Regions from separate parts of the Homo sapiens genome. Here region 2 is linked to region 1. Evidence: chromatin loops called from intact Hi-C (ENCODE). Cell type or tissue: sigmoid colon. All regions are shown on one strand. Links, peaks and the distances in the headings refer to the core of each region. The heading gives the core; the rest is flanking DNA.

Region 1 (9,524 bases), core at 784-8,783:
CTAAAAAAAACATTTTATTGGCTCCTCAAAAAGCAGGAATACAGGAGCAACTGACTCTTCTCTCTCTACCAACACCACCCTTTGACTCCCCTCACTTTGTCTCCTTTGCTCCTCACATGTTGTGGTGAAGGGAAATCCTACGGTCAAATAGTTTGCAGGAGAGCAGGGCCAGTAGACGCAAGGCTCAGTTAAAGACTTGAAGACCTGGAGAGAGAAAATCAGGGGCCCAAATGGGACCTCTGCTGCCAGGACTCCAAACTCCTGTTGTCAAAACTGTAAAATATTTTCAGAATCTAGTTATCAATTATTTTATTTTTTCTGTGATAGGAGAAAATCATGGAAGTCAATAAAGTAAGATTTAAAATAGGCCTCAAATTATTTTTTTACGGATGGTAAAAAAATAATGCATGTAGAAAAAAATACAACAGAGAAAACTTGGAAACATTTTTTTAAGTTGAAATAAAAGGTCGAATCATCCATCAGGGGCCCATGTTCTATTTTTTCTTTGCGGCTCAGGCACAGAGCTTCAGCACACAGCCTCCAGGGGGCTGTCCTGAGTCTAACCACAGTATTCCCGGAGAAAGGAGGCAAGGGCTGGGAAGGAGTGTGTCGCTGCTCTTCAGTGCCCTTCTAGGAGCTGGTGTCCACATGTCACTCGTGTCCCATCGGAGTGATTCACACGGCCACACCTCACTGGGAAGTAGAGTCTACTCTGGGTGGTTGTTCACCCAACTAAAAATTCCAAATGCATTATTGTAGAGAGAAGGGAGGGCAGGCATGGGAGAGTGCCAGTAGCCTCCAGCACAGGGTCAAATCCCAAGGACAATCTATGTTAGGCCAGCAGCAAATGAGGATGAAGACGCAAATGGGAGAGACTAAGAGGAACTGTGCAGGGAAGTCAGGGGCTGCAGCAGCCCAGCCAGAGAGGCCCAGACACAGAGATTCTTAGGAGGAAAACGAGGCAGCTGACTCCAGGAGAGAATCCAGGGGAAAAGATATATTTGGAGGGTTTTTTTTTTTTTTTTTTTGAGACGGAGTCTCGCTCTGTCGCCCAGGCTGGAGTGCAGTGGCGGGATCTCGGCTCACTGCAAGCTCCGCCTCCCGGGTTCACGCCATTCTCCTGCCTCAGCCTCCCAAGTGGCTGGGACTACAGGCGCCCGCCACTACGCCCGGCTAATTTTTTGTATTTTTTGTAGAGACGGGGTTTCACCGTTTTAGCCGGGATGGTCTCGATCTCCTGACCTCGTGATCCGCCCACCTCGGCCTCCCAAAGTGCTGGGATTACAGGCGTGAGCCACCGCGCCCGGCCTGGAGGGTTTTTAAGTGAAGTTATACCATAGGGTTTGCAGCATAAACCCTCTACACTGAACACCTACAAAATCCCTGATAAAGGTCTCGTGGCTTGTTAACGTGGTTTGGAGTGGACCTGTTTGGGTAAAGATTTGGGGGGACCCATGTCAGGGTGGGCTGAATCATTGTGCTTAAAACACACCAGAGATTGCATGGTGTATTGCAGCGGGTGATTGGTGATTGGTAGGTGAAAGAAAGATGTGCTCATTCATCCCTGAGTGGAGAGATCTCTCTGGGCTAGCCACAATGTATGAAAACAGGGCATGAAGAATGTCTCCAGCCCACATGGACTGCATTCTTGCTGGTTGGGAATGTGTCCCCAAGTTCTCCACCTTCCTGTACTAGTTAAGAAGGAAGGGCCAGGTGCAGTGGCTTGTGCCTGTAATCCCAGATATGCAGGAGGATGGCCTGAGGCCACGAGTTCGAGACCAGCCTGGGACACATAATGAGACTCCATCTCTAAAGGTAGTTTGTGCCTGTAGTTCCAGCTACTCAGGAGGCTGAGGTACACTTGGCAATTGATTACCATTCACCTTGACATCAGTGAAAGTTTTCCTGGAGATTGGGGTGTGGTTGTCTTTTGCTTTACCCTACTGTGCCTTTGCCCATGTTTGTCTTTCCTTGATTCCATGGTTTTCTGTGGAAACTGAGGGAAGCATGAGTTTGTGCCACTGTCTGGTGTCACAGAGGCCTGAGGTCTGAAAAGGTACTCTCGACCTGAGGAGTTGTCGGGTGATGGGGAGAGCATTCTAGGCAGAAACAACAATATGAAAAAATAGAGAGTTAGGAGCCCAAAGCCACAAATCAGAAATCAAGAGCAAAGAGAGCTGGAGAAGGTAGGGTGGAGTAAAAACACGTCTAGAAAGATCTAGGGCTCAGTGGGTCAGCACATCTCCTCTGAGGCGTCAGTTCCAGTCAGCTGAGAACTGCAGCCTAGTGGGGGCCTCCCGCACATTGGAAAGAGTACCTGGATTAGTCAATGAGGTTTGCCTCCAGGGGCTGGTCCTCTTTAGGAAGACCAGCAGACGCAAGGATACCTCATCACAAGCCTAAGTTAAGGGCATAGAGGGCCTGGGATGCCACTAAGAAGTCCGAGGTCTGTCTAAAGGGGCTCATTTCATAACTGAATGCCAAATACATTCAGTGATCTCAGGGTCCCAGGGCCTGCTCTTGACTAAAAATTAAGCTGAAACACCCTCTATTAAAAGCTGGCCAGAGGAGATGGTGGGTTGAATGTGGCTCCTGGGCCATGTTTGCCTCTGGAACACCAGTGCAGAGCAGCAGGGACAGGAAGAGCCCCAGGGACTTGCAGACTGGGAGGAGAGGCTTCCAGCTGCCTCTGAAAGGGAGCTTTGCTCTTTCCAATTTTCTGTTCTTTCTGTGAAAAAGTTTAAGTCCTTCTGGAGCTGGGCTGATGGCATGTGAGTGTTACCATGTGTCATTCTGTAAGTGCTCTCTGCAAATTCCTAGAGATTCTCCCTCATGCCCCAGGGGAAAAGCAATTTTTATTGTCCCACTGTGATCCATGAATCTTATCCCCAGTGTCTATGAATCCTGACTGTTGGACTTCAAACCCTCTGGGCCCTTTCTCAAAGAGCTCCACGGAAAGCAAGCTCCTGATGGCTGCCCTGACACTTCAGGCTTCCTGAAGTGTCTACTCAAAATAGTCCCTAACCTAAGGGCATGACTTTAGTAATGTAAGTTTTAAGCTTCCGCATGTCAAATTCCCCAATCCACCCAAAACAATTTCCTAAGGGCTAGCTTCCTGGGACCCCCACATTCCCCATTTTTCTGCCTAAGCCCACGTCTGGACATGGCTTGGTTCATTGCTCACAAACGCTCCTACCCTCTCTCCCCACCACCCCCTCACTTGGGCCATGCATCTGTGTCATCTTCCAGCAGCTCCTGGATCTGACATTCATTGGCTGTTTAGGTTACTATTCCCTCCATGCCCATGATGCCACTGTGGTTTGTGCTTCTTCATGTGAAGTTAAAGGAGAAGATATCTAAGAACATAACCTTGAGAGCACTAGCAACCATAGGTGGACTGTGAGGAGAAAGCCAATGAAACATGTTGAGGAGAAATAGGCAGAGAAGCAAGCAGGCAGCTTTGCAGGAGTCAGAGGAGAGGAACATTGTGAGGAGTGCACGATCTGGGTCAAACACCAGAGGGATGGTGTGGAAGACAAGGACTGAAAAATGTCTACTGGATAATTCTACCAAGCGGGGCAGCTGGGCACAACCACAGAGGAACTGACTTAAGGGGAAATTGTGCAGCCAGTAGTCAGGTGGAATCCAGATGTCAGTGGGACCTAGTGGAAGGGGCTTCAATTTTTGAATCGCTCAAGGTTGGCCAGAAGCTGGCTCTGTAATCTTGGACAAATAACAACTTCTCTGAGCCTCAGTTTCTCTTCTATAAAATGGACATAAAACACCTTCCTTGCAGAGTGTGATGGTTAATACTGAGTGTCAACTTGATTGGATTGAAGGATACAAAGTACTGTTCCTGGGTGTGTCTGTGAGGGTATTGCCAAAGGAGATTAGCATTTCATTTCAGTGGACTGGGAGAGGCAGACCCACCCTCAATTGGGTGGGCATCATCTAATCAGCTGCCAGTGCAGGTAGGATAACAGCAGGCAGACAAACGTGGAAGGACTTGACTGGCTGAGTCTTCCCGCCTCCATCTTTCTTCCGAGCTGGATGCTTCCTGCCCTCAAACACTGGACTCCAAGTTCTTCAGCTTTTGGACTCTTGGGCTTACACCAGTAGTTTGCCAGGTGCTCCCGGGCCTTCAGCCACAGACTGAAGACTGCATTGTTGGCTTCCCTACTTTTGAGGTTTGGGGACTCAGACTGGCTTCCTTGTTCCTTAGCTTGCAGACAGCCTATTGTGGGACTTCACCTTGTGATCGTGTGAGTCAATATTCCTTAATAAACTTCCCTTCATATATAGGTCTATCCTATCAGTGCTGTCCCTCTAGAGAACCCTGACTAACATAGAAGAGTTGTGAAAATGACCGTTGGTCTGCCCTCACCCTTTCCCTCTTGTCCTTTAACCGCATGCGCTCAGTGTTACCTTCCGTGGCACCTGCTCACCGTCATCCCGTGGTGACTCGTGTGGGTAACTTCATCAGAGAAGACCCTGCCTGTCACCTCAGGTACAGCCCACGAAGTAAGGTGGCTGCAAGCGCAGATCCTGCACCTGCCCAAGGTGAAACAAATCAGCTCCCGGAGCCTGAGGTGCAAAGGGCAGGAAGCTCCCTGCGCACCCCTGCGGCCCCAGCGCGGCTCTCCCAGTCCCGCTGCCTCCCACTCCGAGCCCCTGCCGTCTGGGACCCGCTCCACCTCCCGCTCCCGGGCCCTCGGGGCATCCTGTCTCCATTCGCAGCCCAGTGCCCTCCACTCCCACGGCCTCGGGTACAGCTTCCACAGGGAAATCACCCACATCTGTGTCTCTCGCCTCGTTCCCAGTCCTGAGGCCGACGCATGGCCACTGAGCACACAGATCCAGCACAGCGTCCCTCGCCTTTCCCGCGCCCCGGGCAGAGGATGAGCACCAGGCCAGCCCTGCAGCTCACGCCGGCAGCCCTGGGCTGGCTCCGCACCCGCGCCTCGGGCTTCCACGGTGGACCCAGGAGACACCCTCTCGCCCAGCCCAGCTTCCCTGCGGGACTGAGAGGGAGAAGGGAGGAGTCGGGGAGCGAAGGCGGAGGCAGAGCTGGGCTGCGGGAGGAGGCGCGACGGCGGCACCGGCGGGATGGAGCAGCGGGATCCCGCGGTGACCGGGCGGATGGAGTGGCCGAGAGCGCCCCCTGCCGGCCAAGGGTCCCCCCTCACACACTCCCGGTGTGGCCGGGAAGGCGGGAGCCGGGTTCCCTGCCGGGAAGGCGGGAGCCGGGTTCCCTGCCGGTGGAGCCGGCGGCTCAGCCGGGCCCCGCACGCACCGGCCCCGCAGGGCCAGGTCCCCGCCTCCAGGCCCACCTTCGGCGCTCGCAAACGTCCGGGTGGCTGCGGCCTGGCCACCATCCAGGCCTCGCCCACCGGCAGTTGCCCGGGTCCACACAGGGACAAGCTCGGTCTCCGCCGCGTCCCGCCTGAGCCTCGCCCGCGCCCAGGGGACTCCACGCTGCACAGGGAGAGGGCCGCTCCGTGTGACAATGCAAGAAGGGCGAGCTCTCTTTTCCACCTGTCTCATCTCAGTGTGAACGGCGCCCTGGAAAACAGAACTGTTCAGGGACTTCTGAGGAGCTCGGCCAACGCTCTTGCCTCCCTACATTTTCCCGAAATCTGCCTTTCAAACAGGCTTCCTCTTGTCACAGACGAACCCATCTCCACGTTAGAGTGCATCGTGGCGTTTCCTATTTTCATAAAAGCCAGCGCCCTGGAATTGTCAGTCTGTTCTTACACTGTGAGTGTAACGGCCCTCTGTTAAATCTCAGCAAACCCTCGCGCGCCAGAGAGGCCAGCCCCAGAGCCCGCGCCCTGGAACGCGGCGGACCGCGGGTGCCCTCTGCGGGTGGCGCGTGGCCTGCGCAGCGATCAGGTCCTCAAGTCCCGAAGCCCCAGTGCCAGCCTCCGAAAAGCTGGCCCGGCAGGAAGGAGCCCAGTTCCTGCCCACTGCCTTCCGACGTCCTGTAAGTGGACCCCGCTTCCCGGGCCTCAGTGGTCTGGTCTGGAATGAAGAGTCTGAGCCAGGTGGTCCCAAGCGCTGCCGGGCTCCCACATTTTCTGACAATGAGGTAATCAGTCACGTGCACTTGCCAAGGTTTGGGCACCAGACTCTTTGACACCTGGTGTAGACTCAGCAAAATCCCATGAGCCACTATGCCCTTCAGATCAATGGACTATCACCTACTTCATTCGGACTTTTCGACCTCAGGTGAGACTGGAGAGAAACCTGGGACAGAGGAGACAGCTGGCTGAGATTCCCGTTCCTGCGTCTGAAGGCTGGAGGGTATGGAGAGTCCCTAGACAGTGGCACTCACGCCTGCTGCGCCCTGTGCTGCAGGTTGTACGCGATATAAAACATGACACTGACTGCCCGTGAGGATCTTGACAAGTTGTTTTGAAGATGGCATTTTGCTAAGTCCCTGAGGGTCACTGGTCCTCAAAGCGGCATGGCGGCATGGCGTGGCTGGTTCTGCCACATGCCAGCTGTGTGACCTCTGAGACTCCACTTCTTCAGTGCTGAAAATAAAGAAGGAGTTTTACTAAGGACCAAACAAGATAATGAATGTGAAACTGCTCCACGAACCCCAAAGAATTATGCACATAGATGCGATCATTAAGATGCGAAGCCATCGAGTTACCACCTGGCATGCTTAAACTGTAAAGAGTGGGTCAAAGTAAACTGAATTGGAAAATCCAAAGTTATGCAGAAAAACAATAAAGAGGTCTTACGTAGCAATACCGAACTTATGTCAGGCACTATTTCTCAAAACACAACTCCACTGAGATGCTCCAAGGAAAGAAAGGATTTTGTGGGCAAAAGCTTGATGCCCCTCTAGGGCACTCACAATGCTCGTCAGCACACAGAGCTACAAATAGTTCAGATTTTGCCACCCAATTTGTTGCCAAAAACATTCAATTTCCAGATCTGCTTTGGATTTCAGAATTGCAGATTCAAAACATTGTAAACCCTGGATTAAAACCCATTAAAAGTTTCCTGTCTGAGTTGCTCCTATGTCTCTCGTCTCTTCAGAAGAATTTATCTTTTTCTTTTTGACAATCATTCTTTCATAAGAATTGGTCTTTCAACCTACTTTTAGTTCACCTAGTTGTTGGAAATTTAGTAGAAAAAATAACCTTGCCTTTTAGGGTTGATTTAGGTTAAAATGTCTAAGGTATATAAAGTGCTTATCATGTAACAAGGCACACGAGGGTTTATTACGTGTGATACACCTGTGGTGGAAGGGGTTTCTTGTGGCCTCAGGTCATGCAGGAGGGATTCCACCCCACAACTGCTCCAAAAAAAGCACCCATGCCACCACCTCACACCAATATTCTGAACCCCACGATAGTGACCTAACAAGTGTAAATAATAGTGAAAATCACAGGACAGACTAGTTGAACTCAGGACTGACCTAGAACATATGATATGCCAGATGACATGAGAGATGTAGATAGACGACATGAGAAAATGAGATCAATTGTCTAATAGTTGATTGATCCTTCAATGCCAGATTTTTATCTGCCATATAATTCTTACTGATTATATAGGCTGAAAGGCAGAGGAGGGATGATGATTCTATCCAATGAATATGGAGAATGGCTCCAAATTTTAACTCTCTAAAACATCACCATGTGCTGTGTCTTTTCCTACAAATCAGGATCTTTTTTCAACCAGTACATACCTCCTTGACCTGACAACACTTAATATAGGCAAAAAAAAAAAAAAAAAAAACTGTTCCCAAGTTGAGTATAATCATATCTGTAATTATATCCATAATCACAAGGATAACCACTGTTCCCAAATTAGGTATAGTCATGTAATAGCAGGCCCAGTTCTGGGCTTTCTATGCCTTTTATCTGTTTGTTGATCCTTATGCCTGTGCCACATTGTCTTGATCACTGCAGCTTTATTGGCTTTCTATAAGTTTTTTGTTTGTTTGTTTTTGAGACAGAGTTTCGCTCTGTCGCCCAGGCTGGAGTGCAGTGGCGCGATCTCCACTCACTGCAAGCTCTGCCTCCCGGGTTCACACCATTCTCCTGCCTCAGCCTCCTGAGTAGCTGGGACTACAGGCGCTCGCCACCACGCCTGGCTAATTTTTTGTATTTTTAGTAGAGACGGGGTTTCACCACGTTAGCCAGGATGGTCTCGATCTCCTGACCTCGTGATCCACCCTCCTTGGCCTCCCAAAGTGCTGGGATTACAGGTGTGAGCCACCGCGCCCGGCCGGCTTTCTATAAGTTTTGAAAGCTGGCAATGTAAGCCTGCCAACTTTTTTTTCCCCTTTTTCAAGATGGCTTTGCAGATTCTAGGTGCTTTGCATTTCCATATAGATTTTAAAAAATCATTTTGTCAATTCCCACAAAAAGTCCTGCTGGGCTTTCACGGAATGTATACACCTATTTGGGAAGAACTGCTATCTTAATAATAGTGACTCTTATAAGCCATAAACATGGTATATATTTCCATTTACTTAAGTTTTCTTCAATATTTTCACCACCATTGTGTAGTTTTCAGTATAGAGGTCTTACACATTTTTGTTGATTTATTGCAAAACATTGCATGTTTCTGTTCTTACAGTAAATATAATTTTTAAAATTTCCTTTTCTAATTCTGTACTGTTAGCATACTAAATTTACATCGATTTTTGCATAATAACCATATAGACTGCAACTTTTTATTAGCTCTAGTGGTCATTTTGTAGATTCCTTAGAATTTTCTTTTTAAGTTAATCATCTTTTTATTGGGGAAAAAAAACTAGCATTTACAACTCGGAATGGAAGTAAACTGTAATTTGTTGAACGGTAATGTTGATGACTGTGCTGAAGCCCACAGCCACAGCTTACTCTGCTGGCTCAAAGTCATGGTTCAGAAGGTTTTAAAAGCAGAGTCCAAAGATGCTCCCTTGGTAAAGGTTTTTTGTTAAAAATGTGTGTGAACAGTGACAGCCGTTTCACTCTAGAACAATGCAGACAACGCTAAATCAACATACGTGGGCATGCCACCAGGGTATGTCATCGTCACCATGGGTCACAGCACACAGAAGTACAAGATGACCATCCCGCTAGTGGGGCTACGTCTCAACAGTTTATCCTTCACCCCATTTTTCTGCACATCATCCTAAGATAAACCAATTTTAAATGTTCGTTTTCAGTAAACCAGTTATGACAATTTATACTAAACAAATTGAACCAGAATCCATTTGAATAGGTTTTGGATTTGTTTTCTCCTTTTTTTTTTTTTTTTTTTAAATACAAATGGCTGACTGCTCTCAGTCGTCAGGCTGCATGCATGAAAAACTGGCCGGCCCAAACAGTGTATTAATCATGACTAAATGGAACTTTGAGGAGTCCTTATTATTAAGGTAGTACATGTACTTATATTGTAAAACTGATGTGTAGCTTGGTCTTTAGGGGACAGGACCACCAACAAATACATGCAGATTTTGTGTGTTTGGATAGAAGGTACTTTTGACATTCAGTTTTGCTATACAGAAACAGAATGAA
Region 2 (9,524 bases), core at 503-8,502, 130 kb before region 1:
AGTGCTATTGTCAGAAAATGTCCCTATGACATTCCATACTACTTCAATCAAATCTAAAACCTTTGTTCCAACATGTTTTATTGATATGAGTATATTTCAAATTTCTACCAGGTTTTTGGAGAGGTATTTTGGCCATAAAATTGACTAAATTATTCAAAATAAAAAATGAATAAGCCTGGGCCAAGGCTTGGAGACTTGCTTAACTCAGTTCTTAAATTTTCAGATTTTCAAAATTACAAATTTAAGCTCTAAAATCATGGTGCTGTGTATGATATTCTTTGATTGCAACTTATGGTTGAAAAACTATAGAGGGCTTTATGCTAAGAGTTGTGGATCTTAGGATTTTCATGAAATCTGCATTATCATCATCTGCAAGTTTAGATGGGGCATAACTGATCCAAAGGATGGATCCCTCGGGGGCAATTCAACTGGCTGATTCCAGCCAAGATGACAACAGTCAGGATCCGTTCCCTTCTGATCATCCATTGGGTGCCCTGATTTCCTCTACAGCCCTAGCTGAAAGACCAGACACTATCTCAGGCTGGCTGCCCCACATGCCTTGCTCCACACCAAATTCACAGTCTATAAACCTGAGCCTCCAGTGCTCCTACTACCATACTCACTCGAACATTCCCGATTCTGACCTGGAGATGTCAACAGCTACTTGATGCCACTCTCTTCTATCTTTCTGTAGCTAAGCCATCCCCAAGTTTGTCGATTCACCCTCTTTAACCCCTGTCGGGGTGTCCATTGTGCCCCTTCACCCTGCCATCTCCCTGGTGCACTGTTTTGCAAAGTTCAGCATACATGAGCGTCACCTGGGAACCTTAATAAAGTGCAGATGTTGATTCAGCAAATCTGGGATGCCCTCGGGCTGCATTTCCAGCAGGCTCCTGGGGATGTCCCCGCTGCTGTGCTGCAGATGACACTCTCAGTGGTGGGACTCCAGGCTCTGCTGTCGCCTCCTAGGGGTTTCTCCACACTCCCTGGAGGCCTAATGGGCCCTTCTCCACATGGCAGTAAGATCTGTTTTTGTGTTTGTGTTTCAAGTTGGGAGAAGGAGATTATTTAATACTAAAATGTGCAACATGGGATTGAGAAAACTAATTATTAGTCATAAGTTGAGTATGCAACATTGAAACCACATGCTTTAAAAAATTATAAGAAAAAATCATAGTATTTGAAAGTTACAAGCTATTATGGCTAACTCCATTTATCTCAGTTAGAGAAGAAGAGTCACCTGTCACCAGGGCACTGCCAGAAGCCAGGCTCATTTCCAACAGCACTGGGTGCTCCAGCTTTGGGGTGCCAGCTCCTCCCATAAAGCAAACACATACCTAGGGATGATATTTCTTTGCAAGGGCTCTGCCCTACAGCTTGTACATCTCAAGAAGTTATGTAATTAAACTGTCTGTTTTGAGAAAATTGTAGATTCACACATACTAGCTGTAAGAAATGATGCGGATAAATCCAGCGTACCAGCTTTCCCCACGGAGACGTCTTGCAGCGTCACAGCCAGGATGAGGCATTGACCCAGGCGAAGTCCAGAGCACCTGTGCGCTACAGGGCCCCTTGCACTGTGCTGTCACAGACACGCCCACTTCCAGATGCCATCTAGGACCCCCTCCAAAAAGCAGAGGCATTCTTAAAAACACACATCTGCACATGTTCCTCTTCATTTGAATCTGTCAGTGGCTTCTCAGTGCCTTTCAAATGAAATCTAAAGTCCTTACAAGCCTTGCAGCAGGAACCTCTCCATCCCACTTCCCCTCACACTCTCAGCTTCATCTCTGCTAGGCTCTGTTCAGCCAGGCAGCCTTTCACAGTCCCTCTCCTCCTGCCCTGCCAGGAAGGTCCCCTGCCCCCAACTCTTCCCCACATGTGGCGGGGCCCCGCTTGTCCTTAGAAGCCCAGCTGAACTGCTTCCTGAAGGAACCCCTCCAGAACCTCTCAGACCAGGTCAGGTTTCTGCACTCTTAGATCATCCCCATGGCATAATCACAGTTGTGATGTTGTGATGATTCAGTGAATGTCTGTCTCCCCACTGGATGGTAAGCTTCCTGAGGGCAGGAACAGCATTGGTTCCAGTCAATGCTATGTCCCAGGACTGTTCGTTTTTGCACATACTAATCCTAAAAGGACGATGACAACAGCAACCACTTACATGACCTAGATGCTCTTCTGGGTGTTGTGCAAATATTAACAATTTAATCCTTGCAACAATCCACGAGGGAGGCATTCTTCTACTCCCACTTAACAGACAAGGACAGTGAAGCTAGTAAAGAGAAGTCATTTGCCCAAGGGGACCCCACTACTGTTGGCAGAGCTGGGTGCAAACGCAGGCTTGTGAAGCCAGGACCCATGCATTCAAAGACCATGCCAGGTGCCCCCACTGCACACCTCATCCCCACATACCAGTGAGGGGGAGAGAAATGCTCCTGCACTGCCTCTGATTAACTGCTTTCCTAGAAGTCACACATATAAAAGGGATTTAATTCTAGTGGGATTGAATCTCAATAGTTTCCTTATTAGGTTGATTTCTGTTAATAGTTTAAGTACTGGATATACATGAATTAGAAAATCTAGATTATTAGCAAATGCAAACTATAAAGTATTTTATAAATGTTATCTTGTTTGTCAGGGGATGAGTGAGATATTCATTATACAAAAAGTAGTGTGGATTTTGAGGTAGAAGGTTTACTAAGGATCATACCGTAGTATGAAATAGCCACAAACATTCAGTGAAACCAAACACCCCCGCTTAACCTCAAACTAACACTAAATAATAAGGAATAGACTTGGGGGCAGTGCAAGTGTATTTCTAATGGTGAAAACCATTCCCCAGTGAAAACTAATGTACCATCTAGTTAATAAGAGCTCCTCTGACCCACGCACATCAATACTTACATCCCAATGGTGATGTGACATTTTGGGTTTTGTATTTCTTTTGCAAATTGAGCTAGCATTTTTGATGAGTGGCAGGGCTCTGCTACCCAACCTTTGGACAGTTTCCAAGCATAAAATCACAATTCCAGATAATTCTGTCACAAAGATCTGGGTCTCATTAGGAAGGAGAGGAAGCTGGGAGATGATCCAGTCCAACCTCCCCCAAACCAAACATCACGGCCTTCTCAGTTGTTTCACCAACCATCTAAATGTTTTAGTAATTCTAAAAATTGATGCGCTTTTTCCACGAAAGGAAGTGTTACCACATTTTCCAAGTGGGAGGCATCTATATCCTTACTCCTTCATCCTCTCCTTCCCACCCCCTCACCCCCCACCACCCACACAACATCTGCAATTCTTAAACTAAAGCACAAATTGTTACAAAAGTTAATTGCACTTTCAAAGGAATGCTTGTATAGAAACTTTCTCGGCTTCAAGGAAAAATAATACGCTTTGAATGGCTGTTCAACAGCATAGAAATTAGCTGAGTAGAAGGCACTCATATAGCCATTAGGACCAATCCTTTCTGCCGCCAACACCCCCCTTATAAAGACTTGACAGTGGGCCAGAATAAACAACTTCAGGATGAATTCAGTTGAGACACAAAGTACACACTTCCAGTTTTTCCCTTCTCTGGTTACTGGCCTCAATAACCAGGCAGTCAACTTAAAAAGAAAAACAAAAGCTTGCTTCAGATTACAGATTGCAGACTTCTTATAATATGTCCATTTCACCAGGCCCCGCTCTCAGCCCCGGGAAAGGCCACTGGAAACCACCTCACATGGTAGGGCCTTGCGGGAGCCAGTAATAACCTTATCTCCGTCAACATGTTCTGTCAGATTGAATGGGGCAGCCAGAGAAGCCAGAGTTGGCACAGGAACCAAAACAAAGGCTTCCCATCCTCCTGGAGTGAGCGGTTGAGCCTGGATTGGTGCTTAGACCTATAATGGGTGCAAGCAGCGTTCATTCATAGTGGCTTTCTAGACCCAGGGACTTGGCCCCAGCCCTGCTGCTCCACTCCTCTTCTTGCTTCATTACCACGAGTCTCCTAGACCACCGAACGATGCCTGCATTTGAAAGACACTTCTGCTGATCAAAGCAGCTGATGTGTCCCTTTGCGGTTCATTTCTAATTGTCCCCAAGGAGGAGAAATTCAAATAGTTTATTACTGAGAGTTAAAGAAATCCACTGAAATATTCTTTGGTCTAAAATTACTGTCATGGCGGAGCAGCTTCACCTTAGTCATTGCCCTTAAATATGAAAGCTATTTAAGAAAGTTTGCCCTTAAATATGAAAGCTATTTTAAAAAGTTTAATGAAAGAAGAGAATCACAAAACATTTTCAAAAAGCAAAAGAAAACCTAAGAGAAAAGTTGAAAGTAGGAATTTTTTAAAGAATATACGACGTGTGTTCTGTGACTCACCCCTGCAAGTTATTTGTGTGTATTCCCTTGCATAGTAATTAATAATGAAGCAAAGCATGGCAATGATATCTTTTCTTGTCTAGTATTCTAGAAGACTCCATGTTTTTGGAAAATATCACTCTAGTTAGATCTCAAATATATTCAATCAGAAAATGGGTTTTCTACAAGATTCTATATCTGTAGTCAATAGCAAATATAATTCTATTAAGCTAGTAGGATGTGATAGGAAACTAAAACCTAGGGGAGACCAAAGCAAGGAAAAATACTTCCTCATCCAAACTTGAGAGCAATTTACCGTCAGGCCTACTATTAATAGATGGAATACAGATTCCATTTTCATTACTCAACTGCCATATTCATTATTACACTGTACAGAAAAGGGAATCACATCTGTTGAAAACTTATATATGATGTTCATGCATGCATTCCAGTAATTCAACAATTTTTATTTATCTTTTTATTGCTTGCTAATTTTTCAAAATAATAAGCTAAAGAAAACAAAATGTTTGTGCTGTTCTCAGATGACATGTTATCTCTTTAAAGGACAAAATGTGCTGTGAAATAATAGAATGCTTTCAGCACTCAAGTGTGAGTGAGTGCTCATACATGAGAGAAAGCCGTGGGGACTACAGAAGCCAAGAAGCAGATCTAGCTGGGGAGGCCTTTGCAGAGGATGTAGTTGTGTGGAGAGGCCACACACGTGGAATTCCCAGGAGGGCTGTGGAGGCGGGGAATCTGCAGGAAAGCACTGGGGTGAGAAACGTGATGAGAAACAATTATTGTCTTAAAATATCTGCAGGGCTGTAAGGTAGAGAAGCAATACGTTGCATCTGTGTTAAGTCAAACAAAATTATCAAGGGACTGGTTTCAGCTTAACATAAGGAACAATTATGTGATAGGGTTGTCAATAACAAGAGTAGACTGCTTCTTCACACACTCCTAGTCACTCAGAATGGTCCAGGAGGAGTGGACAACCATTTGGTAGAGTATGGGAAGGCAGGGGCCCTGGGTGGGAGTGGTGAGGGTAGGGAGTGAGTATCCCAATCTAGAAGTAAATTGTGCCCAGCACGGAGCTGCAACACTGCCCTGCACACAAACACACACAAATAACAATCCCCAGCCCCTGCATTTCCCTCTCCGGTTTCAGGACCTTGTATCTTACTTCAATTCCTTTATTTAGCTGATGATGAAATAGGAAGAGCTTAGCACTAAGAAAATCCTTTTGGAGTTTGGCCTTGGGGGAAAATGAATCACTCCAACCAGGTCTGTCTTCTAGAAAGTATAGGATGAAAGGGCTCCTCATCACATACTTCCTGACCTCCTGCTAGGCCTTTCCCTAAAACAGGGGCTGGCAAAGCACAACCTGTGGGTCACGCCTAGCCTGCCACCTGTTTTTGCAAATAAAGTTTTATTGGAGCATGACTATATGTATTTGCTTACAGTCTGTGGCTGCGTTCACACTATCCCAGCAGAGTTGAATAATTGGGACAGGGACCATATGATGGGTGAAGCTGAAAACATTTACTCTCTGGCTGTATTCAGAGGAGGTTTACTGAGCCCTTCTCTGAGACATGGCAAGCGCTGCTTCAGGCTCATGCTTCACTAGATTCAGGCCTGGGGCAGTAAAGAGCCAGCTCAGGATAGCACTCCCGACTCACTCATTTTTTCAGGCAGGGGAGCCATCTAATGTCAAGTGCCTACGTGCAGGAACTGGTCTGTTAATTAGCAGCTCTCCTCATGGAAGGGATAATATATTCTAGAAACAGGAGTGCGGCCCTATTGCAAGAATGTCCTGAGCCAAAATTAAGATTCTTCTATGGCAGAAACTTGGCTGGGGCTTCTCCTGAGTTAACTTGGTAGTTGTTAGTGATTTTTGAGTCAGTTTTTCCTTGTCAACGACCCCAGGAATGAGTTTGGGATTACAGGGTAGCCAGGGAAAGGGAAAGCTTCACGCCCGCCCCCGGGACAAGGTCTGTCTTCACACTGCTACATCCCTTCACCCACTTTAAAATGAAACTTAAAAGGAGGATTTCAGTTGAGTAGGAAGTGAGAAGAGGGCTCATTTTAAAACAAGCGTTAAATGAAAACCCACACACACTCAGAGCACACAAATCCAACCACGCTTACAAAACCATCACAGAGGGTCAGGCGAGGCCCTTTTCTAAATGAAAAAGAACAGGGGTGGAGACTGTTCTGAGAGCATGCTGGGTTCCCTGAAGGGAATTCTCAGCTGTATGTGCCCCGCACAGGATCCCTGCTAGACACAAGGCCAGCTGCCTTCCTTTCAAGCCGCAGACGCATCCCTGTGTCCAGGCGGGCTGGTCAGCTGCGGTCAGCACCAGCTTCCCCGCTCCATGGTGAGGTCATCACAACATGTGAGCAGGAGGGCAGGCCGGCAACCTCTGAGTGCTTAGAGAAAGGGACGGGATTCCTCCTGTGCAACCCCTCTAGTCTCACTCAGACTCAAGTCTGACTAAGGGGCCAGGTGCTTTGACCAGGGACTCTCCCCTCTCACTTCCCTCCCAGGAGTCACAGGTACATGAGTCCTTGTTTTACAAATGAAGAAAACAGACCCAACATGATTAAGATGTTGCCTTCATAGGGGTGGCACCAGGATTCCAAACCATGGACTCCACTGAGCCCAGTGCCCACTGACATGTGCCAGTAACAGTGCAGCTGCCTGTGGTTCTGTCGACTAAACTGCCGGCAGAGGCTGGCTTTCCACCTTCTTTTTTTTTTTTTCACTCTTCAAACACTTTATGACATGAACATAAACTACTGGCTGCATCGTTCTGCTGACAACATGACATGTTTCTATAACTTGAAAAAAGCAAGCAGTGGACTGCTCATTGGTAAAATTGAGTCAGTAATCTTTTAGGAAGGTTATTTTTCTTCCTTTTACTGCTTCTCATCTGTTCCCCGCAGTAAAGAGGACAAGATGACGACGACTCAGGGAACACCTCCAGCCTGAAGCAGCACCATGCGAGCTTAGACCTTAGGGTCGGCTTAGAAACCACAGGCGGGGCGGCTTGGGCCCCTCGGACACTCCCTCTCGAAGCTGCTTCTCCCCAAGCTACCCCAAAGGCACTGAGCGCCCTCTGCCCCCCAGCAATTCAATTCACTGGCTGTCCTGCTCCTGTCAGTACTGAGAGTTGCATGTTTGACCCTCGGGGGAAAAGTCCAGAGGCCCTGGGGTGTCCAGCATGCTCTGAGGTCCCTGCTGCTGACCCCTTGCGCTGTCAGCATTCAGAGACATTCACACAGCACAGCCTCCCAGGCTAACAGCTGTCATGGAACAGTGGAGCAGCTAGACGTGGCCATTCTGTGGCCCAGTGCTGCAGAGGTCAAAGGGACAAGCGCAGGGAGCATCTTTGCTTTCAGAAAAAAAAAAAAAAAAAAGAAGCACACTGGTGCACTGACCTGCTCCTGGTGTCTTTGTGATTGCTCTTTTCTTTCGATTTTTGGTTGTCTTTTTTTTTTTGAAAGAGGGGCTTTTATGCTTTTTTCCTAATGTTCATGGGTAAACCAATGTAAATGTGTGTATGTTTATAGAGATGGCTTTAAATCGCAATTCTGCAGTAGAGATTGATTTTTTAAAAAACATGGGTAAAAATTGAAGAAAAATTTTAAAAGAACATTTAAACCATCTTGGGCTAGGGGTGGATATGCACCACCCCACGGAAGCCAAACAAAATCTCTCTGCAGATAAACATTTGCAAAAAGAATTTCCAATCCCAATTTTTGAGTCAGAGATCTTTTATTTCCTTGCAAATTACATATCTGTTTCAGGATTTTTGACTATAAGAAGAATGAATGAAGATGTGTTTCTTACAGATAACTATGAACAAACCAGGAAGGATAATAACTTGTATCCCCCAATTCGAATCCAGAGGATGGGAAGGCATAAAAAAAAGAAATGGAAGAAACTTTATTTTTAGTGGTAAATGGTGGGACTATGTATTTTACGTATGGTGAAGTCACCAAGCCCAACACTTGGCACTTGTAGGCAAGGTAGTCTTCTAATCTGAATGTGAAGTATTATGTTTTCATTTGCTTGGTAATGAGGAATATTGGTGCTTTCGTCCCAGTTCTCGAGCTGACTGACTTCTCTTTCTGACGTGTGTTCCTTTAGCACACCTCTACACTGCATGGCTCTGAGATGTCCTGTGACTGTTTCATGTGTAAAGTTGCCTCCCCAAAGGACTCACATATTCCTTCAGGGCAGTGAGTACTTCTGATTCATCCTTAGCAGCTACCTTCGCGCTACTTTACTAGATATGTTGTAGTTGAATTAATGAACAAAAGAACAAGCAACTTTGGTGCCTGGTGTGCATCTCAGAGCAGGGTGGAGTGAGCCTGGCCAAAGGGTCATCATGCAACCTCTGTGGCTGACTCCATCTGGCCACGGAGCTTCTCAGCCATGCTTGGTATTCACATGACTTCTAGGGCGACAGCTCAACCAGCAAATAAACAGCTTCATATGGGAAATATTACTCAGCCTTTGTCATCAAGGAGTGAGTCACGGGCCTGAACTGAATAGAAGATAGAGGAGAAAAGGTGTGTGGACTGGGTGAGACAGCGCCCAGCGAGGTGAACTCCCGGCAGCCCTGCCTGTCTTTACCTGCACATCACCTTGCTAGGGTGCCTTCGGTTGTGAGGGCCTGTCTAGGAAGAGAAGAGTTGCACCCTGGCAGGCAGCACTGAGCTGTCTCATGCAAAGCTGAGGAAGAAAGAGTGAGCTGCCCAGTGAGCCTGCTGGGGTGGTGGAGGCTGGGCTGGGCTGTGCAGTCTGCAGCCCCCAGCAGCCCTTGGCACCTTTCTACTGCCTGGTGCTCACCAGCTCTCCAGTAACAAAGAGGGACGTGAAGTCAGAGGGGAAGGGAGGTAGCACAGGGCAGTCTTGACTTTGAACAAAGAGCTGGCTTCCTGAAGTCAGCTGGCCGGGTTTTGAAGCCGATTTTCCAGCAGTGATCTTTGATGCCAACCCCATTTAGGAATTCTGTATCTCCCCCTACCTTCTACCAGATGTCTCTGAGCTCACCTTTGGTGATAATCATGCAATCTCCGTCATCCCCACGTCCACACTGCCCCATTCTGTCCCACCCCGGGTTCTGTGGTGCTGTCGGCTCCCCAGCGAGCCAGGAAGGGAGAGGCC

What was found. Hi-C counts contacts between places; a loop is a spot of excess contacts. Peaks named below come from ENCODE experiments on the same cell type or tissue, not always from the same donor. Only the 100,000 strongest peaks of a DNase experiment are listed, where the experiment ranks them.
Region 2: it touches region 1 in a loop (2.7-fold over the local background); 24 of 110 quality-filtered maps call a loop at or near these places.

What each region holds. Positions count from the first base shown.
Region 1 is chr7:55,249,857-55,259,380 of GRCh38, forward strand. ELDR (EGFR long non-coding downstream RNA) reads right to left here and starts at 5,779. Exons shown (of 4, transcript NR_110426.1): 1 at 5,675-5,779; 2 at 5,331-5,562. RefSeq lists silencers at 4,896-5,455, 5,766-5,815. In sigmoid colon, for the core only: CTCF peaks have their summits at 5,176 (motif pointing left) and 5,891 (motif pointing left); DNase peaks (open chromatin) are centred at 5,135 and 5,835; H3K4me3 peaks cover 1,626 bases; H3K27me3 peaks cover 1,198 bases.
Region 2 is chr7:55,124,190-55,133,713 of GRCh38, forward strand. The region is part of intron 1 of EGFR (epidermal growth factor receptor); the gene reads left to right. Among named protein-coding and RNA genes, the nearest start is that of EGFR-AS1, 60 kb to the right of the region's middle. RefSeq lists enhancers at 6,475-6,554, 6,565-6,724, 7,030-7,937, 8,451-9,524, 8,591-9,524. In sigmoid colon, for the core only: no CTCF peak of the experiment used is centred there; DNase peaks (open chromatin) are centred at 1,526, 5,052, 5,995 and 6,702; H3K27ac peaks cover 4,431 bases.